3 separate regions of the Mus musculus genome follow, and all the other regions are linked to region 3. The links are chromatin loops, found by intact Hi-C in ENCODE. Cell type or tissue: left cerebral cortex. All regions are shown on one strand.

Evidence for each region. Hi-C counts contacts between places; a loop is a spot of excess contacts. Peaks named below come from ENCODE experiments on the same cell type or tissue, not always from the same donor. Only the 100,000 strongest peaks of a DNase experiment are listed, where the experiment ranks them.
Region 1: it touches region 3 in a loop (2.1-fold over the local background); 6 of 42 quality-filtered maps call a loop at or near these places.
Region 2: it touches region 3 in a loop (2.1-fold over the local background); 5 of 42 quality-filtered maps call a loop at or near these places.

What each region holds. Positions count from the first base shown.
Region 1 is chr17:86,362,519-86,370,518 of GRCm38, forward strand. All of the region lies in intron 2 of Prkce (protein kinase C, epsilon), which reads left to right. Among named protein-coding and RNA genes, the nearest start is that of Gm30284, 78 kb to the right of the region's middle. In left cerebral cortex, a CTCF peak has its summit at 4,389; DNase peaks (open chromatin) are centred at 2,107, 4,620 and 5,217; H3K27ac peaks cover 2,341 bases.
Region 2 is chr17:86,376,001-86,384,000 of GRCm38, forward strand. The region is part of intron 2 of Prkce (protein kinase C, epsilon); the gene reads left to right. Among named protein-coding and RNA genes, the nearest start is that of Gm30284, 65 kb to the right of the region's middle. In left cerebral cortex, a CTCF peak has its summit at 3,577; DNase peaks (open chromatin) are centred at 3,628, 7,168 and 7,426; H3K4me3 peaks cover 273 bases; H3K27ac peaks cover 1,009 bases.
Region 3 is chr17:86,432,407-86,440,406 of GRCm38, forward strand. All of the region lies in intron 2 of Prkce (protein kinase C, epsilon), which reads left to right. All of the region lies in intron 1 of Gm30284 (a long non-coding RNA gene), which reads right to left. Among named protein-coding and RNA genes, the nearest start is that of Gm30284, 8.6 kb to the right of the region's middle. In left cerebral cortex, no CTCF peak of the experiment used is centred here; DNase peaks (open chromatin) are centred at 1,555, 4,521, 5,682, 6,066 and 1 more place; H3K4me3 peaks cover 883 bases; H3K27ac peaks cover 3,015 bases.

The DNA of each region.
Region 1 (8,000 bases), 70 kb before region 3:
TGTGTACATATGATCAAGCATGGGACAAGCAGTGACAGTTACCAAATAGAGAGCTGCCACCAGAAACACCACATTAGCAATGTAGTAAGCAGACCTAGCAAGGAAAAGCAGCGGCTCCGTGGAATTGAACTGCTAAGGGTCTTTCGGTACCTATGGTAATGGGCTACTGGGCCTGCCTATTTCTCCACTGTGGGAATATGGAGTCCCCACTAAGGCCCTGTGCGAGGAAACCTCTAATTTTAATATATCTCATTGTCTATTAGAGGGGTCTCTTGAGCAGTAAATGTGTAGACAGTGTTAATCCTGTAAGGAAAAGGGGGCTCCTTTTCCTTACATGTGTGATCTGTATTTATTCAGTGGGTTATTTCTCTGTCAGGGATTTCTGGAGCCGGTTGTAATCCCTAGCCAGACACAAGTCATTGTCCCTCTGTATAAGGGAACAGTCACATTTCCACCTAATTTCTTCTTTATTATTCCTAAATAATTTTTAAATAGCCCATACACATAAATGATAAACTAGACAAGAATATTTTTCTTCCTTCTCAAATTTCCTTATCCCTTCCCCAGAGATAATCACTGTTCCCAGTGATTGGTGTATCATTACAGAGACATTCTCTATATATGCACACAGACGGGTGGGAAAGCTGGGAGAGACTTGAATGTAATCTTCAGGGATTTGTTTTATTGTTTATTGTGTCTTAGGACTGAGTAGAGTGCCTGTATACATTGGGTATATGATAACTACATGTCTGTATAAATCAAATAGATTGCTGATATGGAAACATTTGACGAATCAAGTCCCAGAGAGGATCACCTGTGAGCAGCAGCTCTGTTCCCTCAACCAAGGAAGGAGAATATAGTATCTGTTATTATTGCATTTTAGGCTAGCCACGTGGCCTGAAGGAGATCACTCCAGAGCAGTGCTAGCGATTGCCATTCATTGACTCTGCTCAGGGGAGAGGTCTCAGTGGGGGAGAGCCTTACTGCTGGCTCCACTACACCTGTTCCCACCAGCAGCTGCAACACACTGTTGTGCTTCTTGTCCTGTTCTTTGCCTCCTCCTATCAGAAGAAGCCGAGCTCCTGATAGTGGGAGCATTCGTGTTACTTCTGCATGTCCAGGACCTTAGCTACTTGAGAAGAAGACGAATGGTGCTTCCAATGAGGGAAGGAGGAGTGGAATAGAAGGGAGATGTTGGTTCTCATCTGTGGGGGTGGGGCTATACAAAATCAACAGCGAGCAAGTGGCTGCCAGTGGGTCAGACCTTCTTCCCTGGCCTTCTAGTCGGTCTGTCTCTGACACTAGCAATAATGATGGCGTGTAGTGCAGAGGGATGACGTCTCTGCTACAGAAGCCATTGCCACCCCTAGTGAATTCCTTTGAAATTGTGAGGAAGTGAGTTCAAGGGAAATTATCTTCACTTTTAGGGTTTGCACACATCTCTCTCTCTCTCTCTCTCTCTCTCTCTCTCTGTGTGTGTGTGTGTGTGTGTGTGTGTGTAAGAGAGAGAGAGACAGAGAGAGACACACAGAGAGAGACACACAGAGAGACAGAGAGAGACAGAGAGACAGAGTCAGAGAGAGACAGAGAGAGACACACAGAGAGACAGAGAGAGACAGAGAGAGATTAGAATCTTTATTTTAGTTCCTACTTTACAGTGAGCTAATCTTATGGTTTACCAATACATACAACAAGTATATACTGAGCTGAGCTCGGTGCCTCACACCTTTAACCCCAGTGCTGGCCAGGCAGAAGCAGACACATATTTGTGAGTTCAAGGTCAGCCTGTTCTACAGAACAAGACTTGGCCATCCAAGCCTAGATACTGAAACCCTGTCTCAAACAAAACAAAACAATTGTATACTCTGACTCCACCGTCTGCTGGGCACCGGCGAAAAAGGCAGAGGTCTGGAGAATGTCTAGCAACAAGCCCCGTAGTCTCTTTGGTTCCAGGTGGTCTTCTCGCTGCACAGGGTGAGGATGTGCTGTGTAGTTTTTTCCTGTGCCTTTAAGCTCTCCCTCCTGGAGAAAGGAAGGAGGTTCACGTGACTCTAGAGCGGAGATTATTATTTATATCCAAAGAGATCTGTCATGTAGCTTTCCTCCTTACATCTAGACGAAACGAGGCTTAAGGAGTTTAAAGCTGAATCCGTCAGAGATGCTATGAAAACACAGATACCGACTCAGTGGGCCCTGGGTTGGGGCTGGTGGTTCCATGTGGCTGATCAGCTCCAGGAGATGCCGTGTTGCTGGTCACCAGAACACACTTTTGAATAGCAAGAGACGGTAGTCCCTAGGGTCCCTTGCAAACCATGCTCAGCAGATAGCAGTTGTAACTGGAAATTTCCCAGCTCCTTTCCTCCTCACCCCCCAAGAGTTCGCCCCAAAACCCACCCTGTGGGTGCATCTTTTTCTAGTCTCAGTTCCTCCTCCCTGGGGAGGGGACTCCGCCAGGATCCACCAGCAGGTCACTTGACTTCAGCAGCCTGCTGAAGAGCAGAGTGGGCCGGCAGTAGCTGTGTTCTCCAGAGCAAGGACAAGAGCCAGTTTATAGCCAGAAAACAAAGCCCTGCAATGGCCTTCTGGGACCCACTCATCAGGATATTGGATTTTTTTGGTTTTGTGATTGTTTTTCTATAAATACCCCCAAGTATTGAGTGCTGCTTGAATTTGATCCCACCGTGCACTTTTTCTCCTGGTTCCTGCGGCTTTCATTAAAGAAACGCACCAAACCTTACCTCCGTGTGTCCCTTCTCTGATAAGCAGGCGATACTGCTTTTCATGAAAAGAGAAAGTTCTGGATCAGGGGCAGAGCACACAGTAGGGGCATAATTTTTACTTGTTCGTTAAACGGATGTGTGACTAAATGAAAGTAAGAGGCAAGAGTGTCACCTTTAAAGGAAACGATTGGGATAGATAAGGCGTGTGACTGACTTTGCTTTGGATAATAGTTGTTTCGCGTTCCAGTGTACAAGCCGTCTCACGGGTGGGTGTGGACAGAGCATTTAAGCTGGCTTGCGGGGCCAGGTACTTATTAGTGGGACTCGAGGCTACCTCACTGCCTCCCCAGTTACAATACCCTGGCCCTCCCTGCTCATTCAGTTCCTCCTCTAATCTTTTAAACCTCAGTGAGTTTATAAGTTTGCCTCCTCCTGGGAGTCTTCCCACACTGTCAGATCCCACTCATGCCTGCTGGTCCTTAGCCCCATATTTTCCCCCAGGCATTCTTTACACGTATGTCCTCATCTATTTTTATTGTTTGTATTCTGAGGAAAGTTCGGGTGAGGCCCTGTCTAGTCCAGAAGCCGCAGCCGCACACCCTGCACCAGTCTTTTAAAGGCTGAGTAGGTAAAATAATGGGGAAGAGAGAAAGGAATTCGCCTTAGCTTTTCAGGGTAGTTATGTTCCCTGAAACCTTAAGAAAAAAGAGGAAATGTTAAAACTTAGTGTTGAAGCCAGGTGCAATGACTAATCAATCAATCACTGCTGCTGAAGATCATAAGTTCAAGGCCAGCCTGGGCTGGCCCGGGAAATGCAGTCTCAAAATGACAAAAAAAAAAAGGCTTGAATGTTATTCTTAAAGACCCATGTTTGAATGCCTCCATGTTGCGCCAGCCCCTCCTGTGAAGACTCCTGTGAGTAGAGTAAATGTCTCCCAAAGACTCACTGTTGTGCCTCAAACTCTATCACATGGCTATGATATGATATTGAGCTTGCTAAAGAGTAGTCCTTTGCGTGCATTGATGCCCAGATCCCAGGAGAAAGAAAAATGGCGACCGACACTGCCATCTCTTCGCCTTCTGTCCTGATTGTTCATGTGTGCCAGGAGGCAAGGACCTTTTCTTCTCTAACTCAGGAAACGCTTGCCTAGAAGCCATGCTCGTGAGAAGAAACCTGGGTTGCCTCCAGAGTAGGTTGTATTTTAGGGAGCAGTAAGATTCTCAACTAGGTGGTGATGGATTGCCCCAAATGGACAAACCACAAGATTACCTACAGGAGGTGGGATTCCCGGCTCTTCATGCACAGTGAGAACCTAAGTCCCCAAAGCAAACATCTGTAGAAGCTCAACCTTGTCCTTCAGGCATAGCAGCCATTGTCATCTCTGTCAAAAGTAGCTGTGACTTCTCAGGAATGACCCTCGGGACGTGGTCTATTGACATCCCCTCAGGGAAGGAGGGCAAGGGAAGGGCAGTTAGACCCTCACCTGAGAGATAAGGGATGTCCTCTAGCATTCCATCTGCTTGTAACTCTGCCCTAATTGCAGCAGCCTTTGTGGAGTAGTAGAGGCTTCACTGACAGGGGACTCCATCTGTGCAGCTATGGGTGGGGGGGAGAGGGGGTTTGAGTGTTCAGTGCTGTGACTGCCACCAGGGTGCCACACTCCTGTAAGCAACTTACTCTAAGTTAAGTTCTCTAAGTAAGCCAATGAACTCATTGATTCACCAGACGGGACCCTGATGGAACCATGCCGTGATCTGTCATGGACACCCTATGCAGGGCGAGGAGTCCCTTGTTTGAATCTCCCCAGGAAAAAGTTCACGCAACAGCAGCCAAGAAGCCAAGCCTGGCAGGTGGCGGCTGGATTCAACCTCCGTGTGCAGGAGGAGCCCGCAGCGGCTTTGTAAAGAGGCAGCACTCCAAGTCTGCACATGATGCTTCTAAAAATACATCTGAAAGCCAGAGGAATAGAAGTTGAATAATTGAGTTAAATGCTGTGATGCAGGATTTCATTACCGGAGAGCTAAAACGCATTAAAATCCTCTCATTATGTCTCATTGTTTGGACACACTCTTTGGTAGTATCTCCAATATTTTGCGCTTTTAAAAATGCATATATATATATTTTTCTTACTTAATCATGTTGGGGAACACGCCAACCTGCTTAGATGCTGAGGGTCCAGTGAGAGTACAGGTTTTCTGGTTTGTTCCTATTGGCCTTGATGTTTCAAAGTACATGGTATCTATCTTTTCATTGTGAGGAGAACAGTCACTTTTTCTCTTCCTGTTTTTATTTTTATTCTTTTTTTTTAAGAAAAAAGATATGAAGCAATGCAGTATTTCTGTAGGTGCACAACCACTTATATTCTAAGCCATGCTAAGTCTGCCTCCGTTGACCCTGCCATAATGGCGTGTCTCAGGCTGTGTAGGATCCAGCCATCCTTAGGATATATTTGTTATGGGAGTTAAGGAATGGCTGCTGTCCAAGTGAGACAGCTAGGCTGTGGAGGGCTTACAGATGCTTGGCAGGTAAAAGCCGGCTGTGGAAGGTCCCTGCCTGTTCACAGTTGGGTGTACATTTGGCCCGTGCCACTGTTTGAAGGTTAAATGGATGAAAGTCAAGAATTGCCTTCCATCGGTGGGTTTGGGGTCACTGGGGTTGCTGTCACAGCCTCCGGGACTTGGAAGACAGACTTCGCCTGCTTAATTACAGGCGTCCTTCCAGCGGCTTGACCTCTTCCTGCCTGTAATTATATAGCTCAGGAAGCCACTCCACTGCCAGGTTAACCAGAAGCACCTAGCTCTGCCTGCAAAAATTTTCTCTTTTTAAAAATTTTGAACCTTTAGATATTTAAATCAAACCAGGACCCTTTAAATAAATTAAAAAAAAAAAAAACCCTTCCTGCAGCCTGCGGGCACCTTTGCTTTAGAAAACTAACAATCGAACAAAGATTTTTTTGTAGTTCTTACGTTTGTCCCTACCTCGAGGGCCTTGCCCCGCCCCCCTCTTTGTACGATTTTAATTCTGACAATACACGATGTCTCACATATCATGTGTGTGCAAGATCCAGTTTAGGAATAGCCTACGGCCCACTGTTTTACATCCCCCCCTGCTCACCTGCATTTGTGTTCATTCTTTTCTTGCAGTAATTTATGGTTTTACCTGCTCATGCACATATATTCTTAAACAATGAGTTATTTGCTTTGAACCTCATTTAAATACTTGGCATCAGTGCTTTGTAATTTGTTTAACAGCACACCTTCCAGTCTCATCCTCCTTGGAGTGTGCAGTGATGGTTGGCTAGGTTTTGTTTCTGTATGTTATTATATGATGAATTATGTCAAATTCATTCACGTAGTCTTTCCTTTCTGGCCCTCTTAAGATTTTCCTGTTAAGGACAGTGCTGTATTTGGGCACACTTGAGCATAACTGCAGTTTCTTTAGGTTACTTACCAGGGGGCTGACTTGGCGACTCTTAGATATATGTATTCCTTGGCAAAATGTTTTTATACCAATGGCTGCTACTGGCAGATGGATTTACAGTAACTATTTGCTTTATATCTTCTTGATAGTTAGTTATACAATTAAAATATTATTTAGTTTATAGAAGTATTTTGTCTGCATATATGTCATATATCATGTGTCATGTGCATACCTAGCACCTGTAGAGGCCAGAAGACGGCACTGGGCCTCCTAGACTTACAGATGGTCATGAGCCACCATGTGGGTCCTGGGAATTGAACCCATGTCCTCTGGGAGAGCAGCCAGTGCTCTGAACCACTAAGTCATCTGTATTATCAGATTTTAAAACTATCAGCCCTGTGTTATCAGATTTTAAAATTAACATTGTAGTTTTAATTTTTATTATTTTTTATACGTAAATGAATTTTATTTTGGTCAAGTTCACCCTTCTCTTCCCTTCCAACTCCTCCCATATCCCTCTCACTGTCTTTTCCCAGATTCACATCACACACACATACACACTACACACACACACACATGTACACACAAGTTAGTGTTACCCGCATGTATGATGATATAAGGCTGTAGCATGAGGTCCCACCACTGAAGGAAACTAGCAACTTTCTCTTGCCTGGCAGCTGTCAAGTGTGTGCAGGTTTTCAGCTAGGGCTGATGCCTTGTGAGCCCTCCATCATCATCATCCACACTGGTATATTGGTTGGACTGACCTTGTGCGAGTCGTGTGTAGGCACCACTGCTGTTGAGAGCTGATGAGCACAGCTGCCTGTCCTGTCCAGAAGACGCCCTTTCTTTTCTAGCTGTCCTCCTGAGCTCATTCGGTTTTGCTGTGGTCCCTCATGGCATTTCCTCAGTCAATGGCTGGGAATGTGATATAGATGATGCTTTGGGGATGAACACATTCTTGTCACTTGTTTGATCATTTGTGTTCCTCTGTGTAAACCTCTGTCCATCAGCCTCTCTGCTAAAGGATAGAGCTGGACCAATCTATGGGTATGAGGTTAAGTATCTGTAAGGTACTCAGATATCAATTCAGCAGAATGATAGTAGAGTCCATGACCTGTCTAGCCATGGATTCTCAGTTGACAGTACCAGGCACGAGTTTCCTCTGTTGAGCAGACCTTAAATCTAGTCAGATAGCTGTTGGATGCCCTACCCCAGCCCGAGACGTCTGTGCTACTATTACTCCAGTGGGCATAGTTTGCCAGGTGAGTAGTAGTTCAGAGGGTTCACAGTGGGGTAAGGCTGCTGGCACCTTACCCGGAGGTCCCAGCCACCCACATAGACCTTTGCAGTCTTCTAGATAATGCCATAATGATTTCTCCAAGCTCTGTGTCCAAAGTGTAAATATAGTGTCTTCAGCAATAGCCTCTTCCCCTCAAGTTCTGGTGGACAACCAGGTCCAGCAGGAATAATCTGTATGGTTAAGGGGATCTCTTGGACACCTCTGATCAATAGCTTCAAGGGAGATGTCCTGTGTCTGCATCTGAGCTTCCTGTTTGATACTCAGTGGTTCCCTGCGAGGAGCTTTCTACGCCTATGCAGAAGAACCTCTGTTCTCCAGTGTCATTTTAATAGGTCACATCTGGTGATTAGTGATACTGAGAGCCCGCAGAAGCCTGCAGGTTTGGGTCCTTGCCTCACAAACGCCTGTTCACTCCTCTCGTGTATGTTTATGTCTGCTTCTCACTGTTCTGGGTGTAGTTCTGGGAGCCACCAATGCCTTGCCCTGGCTTGTGGCTAACGGGTTCATTCTCTCTGTGGCCATCTGATACACAGACATTCAAAGTATGAAGCTCGGG
Region 2 (8,000 bases), 56 kb before region 3:
CTTTGGTGGAGCCTTTTTCCTGCAGGAGCCGGCAGGCTGGGGGCCCTGGGCTTCTCGTGCATTGCTGCAGATCTCCAGGCTCCTTTGCCTGGGAGTTTCTCTGCTAGCCAGTGCTGTGAAGGACATCACATCCACAGGGAGGACAGGACAGGAGGGTGCCCCTGAAACTGCACGGAGGTGCTGTGAAGGACATCACATCCACAGGGAGGACAGGACGGGAGGGTGCCCCTGAAACTGCACGGAGGTGCTGTGAAGGACATCACATCCACAGGGAGGACAGGACAGGAGGGTGCCCCTGAAACTGCACGGAGGCCCATCTCTCCTTTCATTTGGACCTGACCTCTGTACCTCAGCGCTGTGGGTTTCTCCAAGTACCGTGTTCATTAGCTTTACAACGGAAGGCTTTGTAGGTGCATATTCGAGTGCTGGGTGGGGCAGCTGAGCACTAGAGCATGGCAGGTGTTTGGTTCCCTACACAAGCAGTGGACCCTCTTTTCTTGAGGGGGGCATGTGATAATCAGGAGCCCCGTGTCGGGGTCTTACCCCTGTGTGCCTTGCAGTTCTAACCAAATACCCAATGTACGAACTTGAAAGGGGGAAGTGCTTTGCTCAGTTTCCGGAATTACACTGCATCATACCAGGAGGGCATGGCAGAGACACACACAGCATGATAGATGAGAAACAGAGCAGAACACTCTTAGGAGTAAGCCAGAGTTAGACCTGCTAATGCTTCCAGCATGCTCCTCCCTCTGACCTTCCTGCAGCCAGACCCACCCCCCTCAACCCCCCTTTGCTGGTTCTCCCACCTCACACAGTCCATCAGTGGGTTAAGCCATCAACTATGTCAGAGCCCTCAGGTTCTAGTCCCCTTTGGAAACAGCCTCACAGACAAGCTTGGGGTGGACTTTACAAACCAAGGCCCATCTCATCTCCTCATGTTGACAACAGAGACCATCAAACTGTCCCATCTGCCTTCTGAAGGACAGATATTTAGGACACTCCCCAGCTCACTGTTGTTTCTGGGGCTCTTGATACCACCTCAGTTAGAGGGAGGTCGCTTTAGGGGTTGCCAGTATATTCTATCTGTATGAACAATGCTTGCCCAACTTGCATGCACACTGTCTTCAACTCTTACTCGGGTCGGGTCCACTGTAAACCGTGGTCGGCTTCAACTACCCAAGTTCCTGTGTCCAAGCTGGAGGGGGCTTCTCAGTGCATGTGGGGATGGTCAAGGGAGACCCCCCCCATGCCTATTAGGAGCATTTATCTGGAGCTTCTGGGGCTTTTAAGGATTCTCTTGGAAATTCTAGAGCCCAGCTTGGCGGCAGACTGCCCGTCCTTCTCAAACACCAGACTCTCCTTTCCTGTTGAGAAACAAAATAGCACTTGGCAGTCGTGGCGCGTCCCTTCAATCCCAACAATCTTGAGGGGCGGAGACAGGAGAATCTCTGAGTTCAAGGCCAGCCTGGTCTACAGAGTGAGTTCCGGGACAGCCAGGGTTGCACAGGAAAACCCTGTCTCAAAAAAACAAAAAAGAGACGGAGGGAGAAAGGGAGGGAGAGAGGAGAGAGGAAGAGAGAGAGGAAGAGAGAGCGAGAGCACGTACTTCCTAAGTGAATTAGTTGTTCTTGGGCACCCTAGTAATCGATGCAATGAATCTACAGTGAGTATGCTTGATTACTTACGAAGAGCTCTGTCTCCCGGCCCCTGAAATTCTGCATTTTAAAGAACTGGTAGAATCTTTAGCTCTGTGGCCTTGGGTCTATGGTCCTGTGGACAAGGATTAAAAGAGAGGTTTTCAGAGTTGATGATCCAAGTTCCATAACTGAGTCTAAACCGATACAACTCTTTGATCAAACCCTTCCTAGAGCATTTGACTAAATACCTCAACTATAAAAACCATCCAGAGTAACTCCAGTTCGCTAACAGCTTTAGCCTGATGCAGCTGGCGCTGAATGTTAGGCGCCTTCGTTCTTGTCATTATGACCAAGTTACAGTGAATGCCAGCTCTGCATGTCCTCAGGGGAAAGAGGATTGGCTGTGAGAGCCACACATGTGGGCCTCTTCAGACCGTTTTGAGGGTCTGCGTGCCATACTGCTAATTGCTGCTAATAGCTATGAAACCCACACACTGCTGCCAGTTATAGCTTAACAGCCTTCCCCCCCCGCCCCCCCTCGGCTCACATTTATTAAACACTTACTTTGTGACAGACCCTGGGCGGAGCCCTTTCTCATAGTCACACCACATAAGGTAAGGACATTCACTTCTCGGCTGACCTGAATGAAGAGATGTTGAAGCACTCACATGAGCATGCTTAGTAACCGCGCTACTAAGCACAGTTCTACACTCGGGCAGTCTCTCTGTGGTCCATTTTGGTCTTCTCTGGAGGGTCCTTAACCATGAGACCAGGTATTTGGACCTGCTGTGAGCTTCAGGCACATGGCACCTGCTTCAGAAGGACTCAGCCTACCTGAAATTTTTCTTATAAGATTATTGGAGGCTTACTCTACTCTACTGCGCCTGGGAAGCAGGCCAGGGGTAGATGGGTGGCTGTGGGCAGGATGGGTGGCCAGGCTGCTGAAAAAGCACTGAGGTGGGGAGAAAAGAAGTGGTCCCCAGGACACGGTCTGCCTGTTGTTCCAAGAAGAATGGTCCTGTGGCATCTCAGTCAGCCGCGAGCGTCACGCATTGGTATGTCTGAGCGCCCTGAGATGTCCATGTCTTGAAAACATAACTGAATGAAGCCACTTCCTCTTCTCTTATGTACACATTTCAACATCAACTATTTGATTCGAGCAGCTAAATTCCTCTTAAATAAGAAAATGTCCACATCCCCTCTTGAGGGGGCGGGGTGGAATCTTCATTTCCCTTCTCAGTCATGCAGATCAGTGTTTGTTCCTGCCCCGGGTTTAGGATCCTGGGACCAGGTCTGACACAGAGCAGGCGTGTATGTGCCCAGGGTGCAGCTTCTGGACCCACCCACCCTTGGTTCATGTGCGTCCAGCATCCGTCGGCTTTGGCCCTGTCACTTTGGGAGGTTTCTTCAGCCGTTCTAAACCCAAGGTGGTGTGCTTTTCTCTCCTTGGCTTGTAGTGACTCAGTGAGGTGAGCAAAGTTTGGGTACTTGGTCCTTGGTGTGGGGTGGACCCCAGGTTTTTTTTTTTTATGAGAATAGGAGCGGCAACTCCTGGAAGTAAGTCTTTGTGTACAGTGTATTGCCTGGTCCTCTAGGCTGTTGTTAAAGACACTTCTTAAAGTCAGGCCTGCCAAAGAACCACACTACCAATATCCCATCCTATGGTTTCCTAAGAAAGGACAAAACAGGTGGTTAGTTAGCCCCCCATGGGAAGCCTCCTTACTAGGGAGCCTGAGCCTGGCCTACCTCTGTCCTCCTCCAGGAGCCACTCATTTGTGTGCGGCCATAGTTTAAGGAACATTTCCTGTCCTCCCTGCTGGGGACGAATCACAGGGCGAGGAGAGTCACAAAATGCAAGTGCAGCTGTGGCCCAGGCGGCTCTTCAGAAATAGCATTTGAATGGATAAAGCCTTTTACCTGTTGGAGATTAAATGTCCTTGGAAACCCGCGGTTAGATAATCTAGCGCTGAGAGAAAAACACTATAAATAATTGCTCTGTTGTTCCGTGCTGCTTCGCTTGATGGGAGTGAAAGCCTGCTTCTCCCGCAGCAGAAGCAATAGAAAACATCTTAGAGGAGGAGCCGGGGCTGTGTGCCTCCTCCAGAGCCCATGATTTAGAGGCATCTCTCCGTGGGAGATTAAATAGGATTCAGGTAAACAGCTGAAGGGTTTCATGGGATTAAGCTTTAAAAACACCTTCCTAGGGGGACATTCTCCCTCGTAGAGACACGGAGCAGAAGCAGCTCCCCCTCTCCAAGCCAGGTCAGTGATGAGGGTTTAAGGGATTAGAAGGGGACTTCCCAGCAGCAGTCAGTCTCCAGGGAGCTCAGGGGAGAAGCCGACCTCTTCCCCATCAACTGGACCTTCCTCCCCCAGGCCACCTGAGGGCCTTGGACCACCCAGAGCAGGCCCTGCTTCCCTCTGTCGTTTATCTGCTTTGTAGACAGCAAGGATAAGCACAGACCAAGCTCTTCCCCTGAGAAATACCAAAGACGGATCTTACTTGGTAGGGGAGGAAAAATGAAGAAAAAAAAAAGGTGGGGCAGAGAGTGAGTGAAGTGGGTAGTGGGGGAGGGAGGTGAGTTAGGAAAATCTGGAGGTGGTGAAGTTAATCATGCAGGTGTGAAAGACAGCTCGGACAGAGAAGACAGGAGTGCAAAGGCCCTGCACATGAGAAAGCCAGCGTGGGCCAAGAAGGAGAAGAATCTAGGGCAGGAGCAGAGAGCCAGCTCAGTGGGACACTGAGTACCATCACACTGAGGGTCACACTGAGGATCTGGCCTTGACCCCAAGGAAAGGTGGGAGCCACAGTTGGGCTCTGGGCAGAGGGATGGCCTGACCTGAGGTCTGATGTGGCCTTTCTGGCTTCATTGTTAAGAACGGATAGTAAGAAACAGTGACAGTACAAGGGAGGAACGGAGGACCAAGAGCTGAGCCACGCTGTGATGACAGCAGCCAGATCAGGGTGGTAGAAGAAGTAGACTTTGGATATTTTGAGTCATGTACAGTCAGAGTGTGTTGACATGCCGTAAGTGGATTGGGGGACGTAGGGAAGAGTCGGCGATGACCCCAAAGGGCTTCTTCCTAGCAACCAGAAGGACGGGATCATGATGACACATGGCAAGGACTTCAAGAGCATAGGGTCGATTTTTTAGTTCCATTTTGAACTTGTCTAACTTGATGTCTAGGTGATCTTGGGCATGTTCTGTGTCGGAGCTGGTAGTTCACGGTGGAAATGCTGAGGACTCATAAGGGCACGGGTCGTCTGTGGTGCTGTGAGTCTGGAGAGGAAGCTCAATGTCTGGGAGCTGGGGGTAGTTTTAGGAACATCATCCTGCTAGCCCACCATCTTCTAAAAGGGAAATTCAAGTTTATGGAAGTAGGATCAGACTCTTCAATGAATTAGAACCCAGCTCTGCCAATGTTCACCCAGACATCCCATTTTTATTTTGCTGTTTATTAACAAGACAAGGCCTTCCGTGTAGCTCAGGCTAGCCCCGAAACTGCTACCTTCTGTGGAACCTTCTGTGGAATGCTGGCATTACAGACATGAGACACCACACTCAGATCCGGACATTCTTCTTCATAGTTTTATAATGCTGTAAAATGGGTACAGTCCCCTGGGACTCACACGATGATTCAACTGCCTTATTGTGCTTCCTCGGCTCCAGCTCCACTTCCAAATGCCACTCAAGAATGCTGTGGACGTTGGGCAGTCTGCTGCTCGTTAGTAAAAAAGGCAAGAGGAGAAACTGAAGCACTTAGAAATGTTTATGGCCATTTGCCACAGCCACAGTGCCCAAGGGCAACAATGGTTAGATTCATCTTGATGAGCAACGTAAGGAAAAATAGCTATGATGGTTGTCGCATAGGTGGCTCACCTATGGCGTGAGATACGCATGAAAGGTGCAGGCGACTGTGTAGGAGGATCATGCAAACACAGGTCCATTACAACAGACAGCTTGAGAGGCACTGCAGCGTGATGCCCCTGAGGTTAGCCCTCGGGAATCCCTGTCTCCCCCTGAGACTGGAAGCTTCGTTTTGCTCATGTGAGCCCTCGTCATTCTGGGCCAGCCTTCTTCCCCCTTCCACCTGGAGGCTGGGACTCCCCTCCCATGAGACACCCTCCATTTCCTCTTTGAGAGTTATTTTCCCAATCACTCCAGGCTATAAACTCTAGGGCCTATCTGGGGGATTGTAGCTCAGTGATGGAGCATTTGACTAGGATGCATGAGGTTCTAGACTCAATCCCTGCTAGCATGTTCCCCCACCCCAGTGCAGAAATAAATAAAAAATGAAGAATGTGGACTAGAATTGCTTAGCAGGTGATCAAGAACTCCAAAATGTGAGTCTCTCATCCAGGCCTTGTGGGTCGCCAAGATTTATTTTGCATTTTGTTTCAGTTGGACTCAGAGCTGTCCTATAAGGGAGTTTTGTAGGGCAGAGATGTTGGACAAATACCATTGCCACACTGCTGTCAATCATCTGTCACTGTGAAATGGACCAATGTTCCCCAGTTCATGGTATGGTTGGGTGGTTTGGTGAGCTGGTGATTCGCACCCAGCAGAGGATTTGGTATGGAAGCCTGAGCAAAACAGCTCTGTAAAAGCCACACCATGCAGGCGACTTCCACTTCTGAATCCAGACTTGCTCCCAACCTACAGCTCTCAACTCCTTCAGAGACTTGTGGCAGTCTCTTTCTCTCAACCATCTTTTTAGTCAGCGTGCAGGATCTCAAGTGACTGGACCCACGTCCACTGTTTCCACCAACCTCCTGGAAAGTTTCATTCTTTGCTGGTGGTAAGAGGGGGGCTGCCCTAGGGCTCCTGTAATTATTTGGTGTGCCCCAAACATGCCTGTCTCCTAACCTCCCACCCTGCCATCCACATGGCCAAAGATGGAAGCAGTGCAGTTGGAAAGAGCTGCTAGTTCCTATGTACATCCTGTGGTGTGTGAGCCATGCTTCCCAAGGCTGTTCACTCAGCTGGCCACTTGCCTCTCAGCAGTTACCAGTTGCTTCTCTCTCCAGACTCCCTACTTCCTTCCTGTTCTCTCTCTCTCTCTCTCTCTCTCTCTCTCTCTCTCTCTCTTTTGTCTCTCTCTCTCTGTGTCTCTCTGTCTCTCTCTCTCTGTCTTTCTCTGTCTCTCTCTGTCTCTGTCTCTCTCTCTGTCTCTCTCTCTCCTTCTCTGCCTTGGATCATAGGAAGAATAATATGACAAGTGTGAATAGAGGTGTAGCCTTAGGGTGAGTCAAATATTTAACTCAGGTGCAGCCCGGGTCTTTTTTTTTTTTTTTTTTTTAATTAAAATACCATTTAACCCGCCCCCCCCCCCATTCCTTTCAGGATTTAAATTCCTACTGATTAACTACAGCTGGTGGCTTGTAGCTCCAGCAAGATGCATACATACCACTGTTTACAGAGAGGATTCTGTAAACTTTCTGCCTGCTGCTAGCACTAGGTCTCAGATTTCAAAATATGCCACTAAACAGATGGTGGGGGAGAGAGAGAGATACTTGGGAGTGAAATGTCTCCTTCTCTTTGTTTGTGGCTTATTTTTATTTGTGGGTGTAGCTTATGTCTGGTTGGCTCTCATTTATACCAGGTAAGAATATCCTGTCTTGTTTTAGAAGAACACCTTTTTAATTATGAGAGGAGTATATATGTCTGTGTAAAACTGCCACAAGTTGTATACATGCATACAGAACTTCAGATGGGTGCACCTGTCTCCACGGGTCCCTTCAGCTGCTGCAGGAGTGACAGCGAAGACGATGTGGATTCTGGGAACTGGTGGGCATTTTAGGTGGCTCTTCCAGCTGAGCCTCAGAGCAGGAAAAGTAAGGCGCTGTCTGCAAAAAGAGAGAATCAAATACAAACTTCTTTTCACTAGGAGAGGCGATTCATCTGTTGAGTTCAAGATTCAACCATCAACATCACAGGACTCCAAAGCTTCTCTAATCTATCTTAGCATTTCATGTATTGAATCCAGTTTTTAGGATGCAGAGCCATCCCGAGTCCTTCTAGCTGACACCCAGTTCTGATGCTGCCTATTGTGGATGACCTTGAAACCCAGGTCTGGAGCCCTCAGCAGAAAGGAGAGCTCATGGCAGACAACTTATATTATATTTCCAGTCCTCCTGACAGTGGTTTGCATTTCCAGGAAGAGGAGTTACGTCGAAAAAGGGTCAACTTGGGGCCAGAGATATGGCAGGGTGGGAGGAGCACTCACTGGGCAAATGTGACTTAGCAGGGTTTAGATCTATGACACCTGCATTAATTCAGGCAAGCTGCGGCCTGCCGGTCATCACCACCCTCAGGACGCAGAGACAAGCGATCTCCCAAGCAAGCTGGCTAGCTAGACTAG
Region 3 (8,000 bases):
ACTTGGATGAAACACCCTGCGGGGCATGTCTGGGCTCCCCAAGGCAGGCTGGACTGTGCAGAAACTATCAGATCTCTGGGGGACTCCGGGCTTATCAAGCCATGGGGCCCGGGGTGTTACTCTGAGGTTCATGGAAGCCATGAGTACCCAGGGCGAGTAGACAGACTACATACAAAAGCTGAAGGTGCTGAAGAGAGTCAGGGCACGGATTGACAGAGTGGGCCGTGGGTTTAATGGTACCCAGGTTGCTTCCTGAGTAAGTCCCTAAGCCCTTGAAGTAGAGAGAAATATCTAGAGTGTGATTCGGGGTAGCCAGGCAGAAGATTGCTTTTAAGATGTCGAGTTTCTTATTTATGGGCTTTAGCCGTTTGCTTTCTAAGGCGCTCTGTGAGCAAACAAATTGTCCTGACACTTCACCTGTTCCTTGCAAGCACCCTGCGTTTTTAATCACAGATTGTAACCAGCAAGTGTATGCTGTATATTGAGGTCTGCCCAGCTTAGCAGTGAGCCCAGGGGACAGTGTGTATAGCTGGAACTTGGGCAGTGCCTTGGTGACTCTTCCTGGTGATATAACGCCCTGACAGAGACAAGTTAAAGGAGAAGAGCTATTTTGGCTCACAGTTCAAAGGGTCACAGTTCAGAGGGTCACAGTTCAGGGTGTGGAATCCTGACCGCAGGAGCCTGAGGCAGCTACCTTGTATCCATAGTCAGGAAGCAGAGGTGATTGCTGGTGCCCAGTGAATGCTTTCCCTTTGATGCAGTCCAGGACCCAAACTCACCTGGGGGGTGGATCTTCCCTCCTCAATTGACATAACTGTGACAGTCCCTGGTAGGCATGCTCCAAGAATTGTCTCCTAGGAGACCGTTGAGCCTGTCAAGTTGATAACTGATATGAACTAGCACAGGCAGTTCATGTCTTGGCAAGGACGGTTTAGACTGAGGTCACTGGAGAACAGCTTTCTCTTTCTCATCAAGGCCTTCACACACTGTCAATCCCAGCAGGTTCCCAGCAGTGGGTGAGATTAGATGTAGCATGTTAAGGCTTTGCCATAACTGCCAGAGGCCTTTGCTGGCCCCAGTTTAGGGATAGAGCTTCAGTGGGGGGAGGGAGGCAAAACTAACTTAGGTGAAGACAATCAGGAACAGAGAATATTAGTACGATTTTTAATTGTTGTGGTGGTTTGATTGGTTGGTTTGGTTTCCTTGTTTGTTTTGTTTTGTTTTGTTTTGTTTTGTTTTGTTTTGTTTTGTTTTGTTTTGTTTTGTTTTGTTGAGACAGGAGGTTCTCTGTGTAGCTCTGTAGACCAGTCTGGCCTTGAACTCAGAGTTCTGCCTGCCTCTGCCTCCCAAGTGCACCACCACTGCCCAGTTTGGGATAGGAGTTTCTAAAGGAGTATTGTGCCAGATTCTTTTACATCCAAGGAAACTGGGGACTTTATATCTTACAGGCTTGTGTGATATAAATAACTCGAAAATTCTGAAAAAAAAATGACAAGGTTGGCAGGCATGAGTCTTCTGTCTGCTGTTCAGCAGCTGACTGCTAGGGCTTGTAATGATATGCATGGAAACTTGGCTAGCTAATTTTGAATTTTCCTTCCTCTAGGGCCCAAGCCAGGATGATAGCGTCAGGGAGGGAAGGAGGGACCCACAACGATTCAGGGCCGCCACCACGTGTAACCACCCGATTCAAGCGAGGCTAGTGAGTTGTGATTGCCCAGACAAACCTGCGAGTCGCATGCACACTCGGCTTGTACGGATCCTCTGCCCTGACAGTGGTGGTGCCTTTGCAAGTGGATGGGGACAGTCTTTGTGATGACAGTGGTGGTGGAGGTAGTGGTGTGGGTGTGGTGGTGGTGACAGTGGCAATCGTTGCCGTGAAGTTAATGGTTGTGGCGGGTATTGTAGTGTTGTGGGTTGTTGCAGTAAATATTAAGTGGGGGTTTCTATTGCACCTTAGGCCATTTAGTTGTGAAGCAGAAAACACAAAACCTTTATGTTTATAATAAGCCTTAGAGCACTAGAGCTGAGCAGATGTCAACCCTCTGCTATTTTGTCTACTTCCCTAACAATAACCCTGAGATATCATTTGCCTTGTTGCTCCTGAACCGCTCCTACTCCAACAGGCCGGCACTCACGGCCATGTGCTTATGATCCACCTGCCTCATAGTGACTCCTTCCTTCCTTCCTTCCTTCCTTCCTTCCTTCCTTCCTTCCTTCCTCCCTCCCTCCCTCCCTCCCTTCCTTCCTTCCTTCCTTCTTTCCTCTTCTTTCCTTCCTTCCTTCCTTCCTTCTCTCCTGTCTCCTTGTCTCTGTCTGAGACCCCAAGCCTGGAAACTTTCAGCCCCGCCCACCTCTCTTTTGCCTATCTATAGGCATCTTTATTATCCAATCGTGGATAACTTGGAGGGGGGGGGTTACACAACAAAAGCAGGTATACATGAGGATCTGCTCATCTTGGAGGAACCAGATCTTGCGGTTCAGAATTTAGCATTTGAATGCAAGCAGTACCAGACTAACCTCCAACAGTGGAGAGTAATGGTGGTCTTGTGGTGAAGGTAGTCTTTGTAGTAACAGGGGCCTTTTAGTGACAGTAATCTTTGTAGTGGCAGGGTGTTTGTAGTGGTGGTGGTGGTAAAGAACAGGAAGAGATCTGTGCTTACAAAGTACTGACAATTTAATACCTCTTTCATGTAGATAATCATATTTGATTTTTTTTTTTTGAGACAGAGTTTCTCTGTATAGCCCTGGCTGTACTGGAACTCACTCTGTAGACCAGGCTGGCCTCTAACTCAGAAATCCACCTGCCTCTGCCTCCTAAGTGCTGGGATTAAAGGCGTGTGCCATCACTGCCCAGTTCATATTTGATCTTAATTGTCTCTGGTTGAAAAATAGGCTAAGATCTATAAGGATTTGAACATCAGTGCCTTTTTTCCTTTATACTACTGTGTCTCTTGTCACTGTCGTAGATAACTGTTGCTGGAAGTGTTCAGGCCAAGAAGGATTTCTGTAGGGCCAAGGGGTTCTATCAGGAGAGTTTGAGTATGTGTGCTTGGGCCGAAAAGAAGCACACAGAAGAGAGATGGCTGTGGAATGTGTCTGTACACAGGGCAAGCGTGTTGGACAAAGGGAGCTAAAAATTCATTTGTGAGTTGATGAGCTTAGATGTTTTCTTTACTGTTGGAGCCCAGGAAGTTGGAGGGCTGTCAGTTACCCTTTTCACTGCTCTAACAAGACACCAATGAGCAACTTAAGAGTCAGGTCTTTGTGGCAGGGATGGTGTGGTGTGACAGAAGCCTATGACAGACCTTCTCATGTGCTAACCAAAACAGGAAGTAAAGAGCTGGGAGCAGGGACAGAGCCTGGTTTTGACCCTCAAAGCCCTGGGTTCTGTGGCTCACCTTCACTAACCAGGCCCTGCCTCTCAAGGTTCTGCCACCTCCCAAAATAGTAAATAACTGAGAGCCAAGATTGAAGAGCACATACGCTTATAGAGGAACATTGCACATGAAAGTGTAACAAGGACTGATACTCATTCACACACACACATCCCACATGCACACACACACACACACCACATGTACACACACACACACACACACAAACATACACCACATGCACACACACATACCACATACATACCACATGCATACATACATACTCGAACACACACACGACATGCACACACTCACCCCACATGCATACACACATTCACACACACACAGCACATGGGCACACCACACACACACACCACAAGCACACACCACATGCATACACCACATATCACACACACTACATACACACACACCACACACACACACATACCATGTGCACACATACAACACATGCACACACACCACATACACACCACATGCATACATACACACTCAAACACACATACCACATGCACAGACACCACACACACACACCACATGCACAGACACCACACACACACACCACATGCACAGACACACACTCACACACTATACATGCACACTCACACACACACACACACACACACACACCATGCACACACATACCATATGCACACACACACACACACACACACACACACACGCACACACACGCACGCAGACACCCCTGCACATTGCCTTGTTGGGTCAGACTCTGTGCTAGTCACCTCCACGTGCATTACCTGGTAGATTCCTCACTGCCTCCCTGGGGAGCAGGAGTTAGCTCCTCTGCTTTAAATAGTCAAAAAAGTATTGTATAAGTAGAACACCTTCCCTCAAGGTTGCACAGCAAAGAGATGAAAGTCCAGCTCTGTCTGACAAGAACCGCTGAGACTGTTTCCAGCACCGGAGGCAGAACCTGGACCTCGTGTTCACAGGCAGCACCCAGCTGTAAGTGCTAGCCCAAGGGTATGCCACCTGCCATGCCACTTCAGATCAGGGGGAAGGGCACTGGAGAAGGAAACTCATCCCCAGAACTGTGCGTCAGCAGGAAGGCAGTCTCTTGAAGAGAGCCAGTTCTCCTTCCTGCAGTAGATGGGAATTTTGTCATCTCATTCCGTAGCCAAGCCCGTAATTGCTACCTGCCGATGGATGTTGGGGAAAGGCACCACTTTATCCTTCCATTGGCTATAGGATGACTTCAGGTGGTCTGTGACGTGCCCAGGACTTTACACAGGTGCATCCTTCTGAGGAAGCAGCTGCCCACTGTGGCACCTTCACTAGAGGAACAGAGAGGGTGTCGGCCTGCCTGGGCGGTGCAAAGTGAAGAGCCCCAGTGTACTCAGGCTTGCTTGTGATGTGCCTAGAATTAGGGGAAGGCTGACTGGCTTCTGAATGTCATTTGTAGGGCTGTAAGGCCGCACCCCTAGCCATTAATCCCTTGACTGCTAAGGTCCTCTCTTCCATCCCTAAAAGCCTTTCTAGACTCTGTTCTCTAAGTACCGGGTTGTAGAGCAGTGGTTCTCAGCCTTCCTAGTGCTGTGGCCCTCTAATACAGTTCCCCAGGTTGTGGTGACCCCCAAACATAAGGTTATTTCATTACCACTTCATAACTGTAATTTTCCTACTGTTATGATTCATAGAGTAAACACTTTGGAAGATATTTGCTAAAGGGGTCATGACCCACAGGCCGAGAACTGCTGTTTTAGAAGGACTTAGGTAAAGTACGATGGCCTAAATGGTAATCTCTGTAAATTGAATGTGGGGTAAGTGGTCTGGTCCTGGGCATCGTTGAGACTCCTAGCCTTGGTGCTGCACACTGAAACAGAAAGTGAAACTTCTTTGGGTACATCATCCAGGCTCCTTGTTCGGCCCCTCCAGCTTGCAGGGTATGGCAGTGATGGAAGAGCCTTCTACTCAAAGGCTGCTAACCCTGCCCTGAGAAAGGTGATGTGTTTTCTGTGGTAGTGGAACCACTTCCCGCTCTACCAGCCTTAAACTCTGCTTCCGCTGACAGAGGCCACCTGGGGGCTTCTCCAGCAGCGCTGCGGGGCACCTGTCTCAGCTGTGATTCTGCTTCTTGGTGCCCTTTGTAGACGGAGCAGCTTTTCATAACGCTCTACGGCTCAGTTTGGAATTGTGCGTTCTCTTTGCTTTCCCCTTTTAGAAGGGTTAGATTTAGCCCTGGCACACCAAATACAAGCCCTCCCTTCATCTCCAGGGCTCTTTCCATCCACCCCTCCCCGGGCAGGCTATTTACAGACTTGTCATGATCCGCTCGTCATCCTACCACGAGGGTCAGTCCACCAGTGAAACGAAAGGAAGGAAAGGCCCCCAAGCCAGCGAATTTGGGCAGATGAGCCTTATATAACACGTGCTAAAAATATGCAGCTAATTGGACTAGAGAAGTGAAAAACATGAGTTGCGCCTTAGTCTTAGTCTGAGACACTAAGACACGATAGAGGAGCATTTCCCCCCCCCCCCTCCAAGTAAAGATGCCCACATATAAATAATCCTACTCCATGTGTACTCTCCATTTTGTACCTTTGTAGCCATGCTCAGTTCCCACTTAGTCCCCACCCCCACCCCAGGGACCATGTTTGGGCAGCAGGAACCAAGATTGAGTAAAGATGCTGGGAGCATCTGCTCCTCTTTGGGAGACAGAAAAGTGTTTAGGTGGGTGACTTAGCAGTAAGATGCTAAATAAAGGTCCTACTGTGACGCCCTCCAAAGCTCGATGCTTAGAAAACTCCAACTCTCAGGGGGTTCTTTTTACTCTGGAGATCCATCAGCGATTTGTTTTTCTTTCTGAGAATTGCATGGAACACTGTCTTCTAGTTCCATGTCTCTGCGCCTCTGTCTCCCCTCCTTCTGCATCATTCATCTTTACCCCCCTGACCTCTTGCCTCTGTCTTCTATGTGCTCAGGCCTTCCCTGTAGAACTATAGTGTACATTAGTTGCGTTTACTTCCTGCATTTCCATAGAACATCCCCCCCTGGGGGTGTGGCCTGGCTTTAGTGCACTGTGTTCCTGGATGTCCAGCCTAGTGTCTAGGCCAGGATGGCTCCAAGTACTTTGCATTTATGAACCATTCAGTAAACCAATGGGCAAACCAAAGGTTACATGCTGTCATTTCTGGAGAATACAATGTGAGCAAAGTCTACTAGTATCCTTGGCAGGCAGGTGACACTCCCAATTCAGCATATCAGTCACCCGATTGTTATGCTACGTGACAGCCCAGAAGAAAAGCGGGGACCTATGGAGTCTAAAGATAGCAGAACACCATGTCATGGGGTGAGTTAAAAGGGCTTGGCTTCTGTTTTGGTGAAACACTCGGGGTTAGAGAGTCACAGGGTGATAAGTCTGGAGGTACGCTGCTCCTGCTTGTTGGTTTAAAGATGGAGTGGGGGCAGTGACCAAAACTACACGGTTAGTGACAGATCCAGAATAGTCCCTGGTGATTCACCTTGAACATCCAATAAATCTCACAAACATAGGAATGACTCCCGAATCCAGTCCTACTCGGACCCTGTCCTGCCTGTTCCTGGTAGGACAGTGATCATATATTGCTTCGTGAAACCAGAACGTCTGCCCACACTCACGCAACTCCCAGGGAGGCTCCTGCTGTCTACCTTTTAGCACAAATGCCTCTTACAGAGTCTGAAGATGACCTCACACTTGCAGGTTGCTCATGGACCTGACTGTCTCGTGACTGATTTAGGGAGACTACCATCAGCAGATAATTCATGGCGCCTGGAAGGAATCCACTCAATGTATCTGTTGTACGGCTGGCTTTGTGTGCCTCAAAAAATCCATGGGTACAAAAGAGACAGCAGGTGAGAGATCAGAGCTGCCCCACTGGTGGTTCCTCAGGAGGTGGCTATAGGGATATTTGAGGACCTGAGGCAAGGGGATGTGTCTACGTTTCTCCTGTCCACTGCCCTGCTCTGGGTTACAGTGCCCACGGGTTTAGCTGAAGGTCGCTTACCATGCTTGTTCAGAGGCTGCTAAGCACAGAGTTGTGCTCCTGATTATCTGTGTTCTTATCTGTACCTCTCGTAACTTCCCTGGCATTGACGCCAACTCTGAGATCCCGACAGACCCCAGTTGGGGGTTGCAGAACGAAGACCAGGGACATAATACAGTTTGCCTAACATCTAGAATGCTTTAAGCTTTTTAAATTTATTTTCTAGTTTGTGTGTGTGTGTGTGTGTGTGTGTGTGTGTGTGTGTGTGTGTGAGAGAGAGAGAGAGAGAGAGAGAGAGAGAGAGAGAGAGAGAGCATAGAAGCTAGGGAGTTGCATTCCCAGAGCTAGGGTTACAAGTGGTTGTGAGCCACCCAACATAGGTACTGGGAGCCAAACTTATATCCTGTGGAAAAGCAGCAAGGACCAAAAAATACTGAGCCATCTCTCCAGCCCTGCTTTAAATCTATATGCTTAGGTGCATTCACGTTTCCCTCATTTTGATTGGTTGGTCTTTATTCCTTTTAGATAGGCTCTTATATGTTGCCCAGGCTGGCCTCAAACTCCCGAGCTCAAGTCATTCTTTTACTTACAGACACACATCCATCACTGTACGTGCTGGATT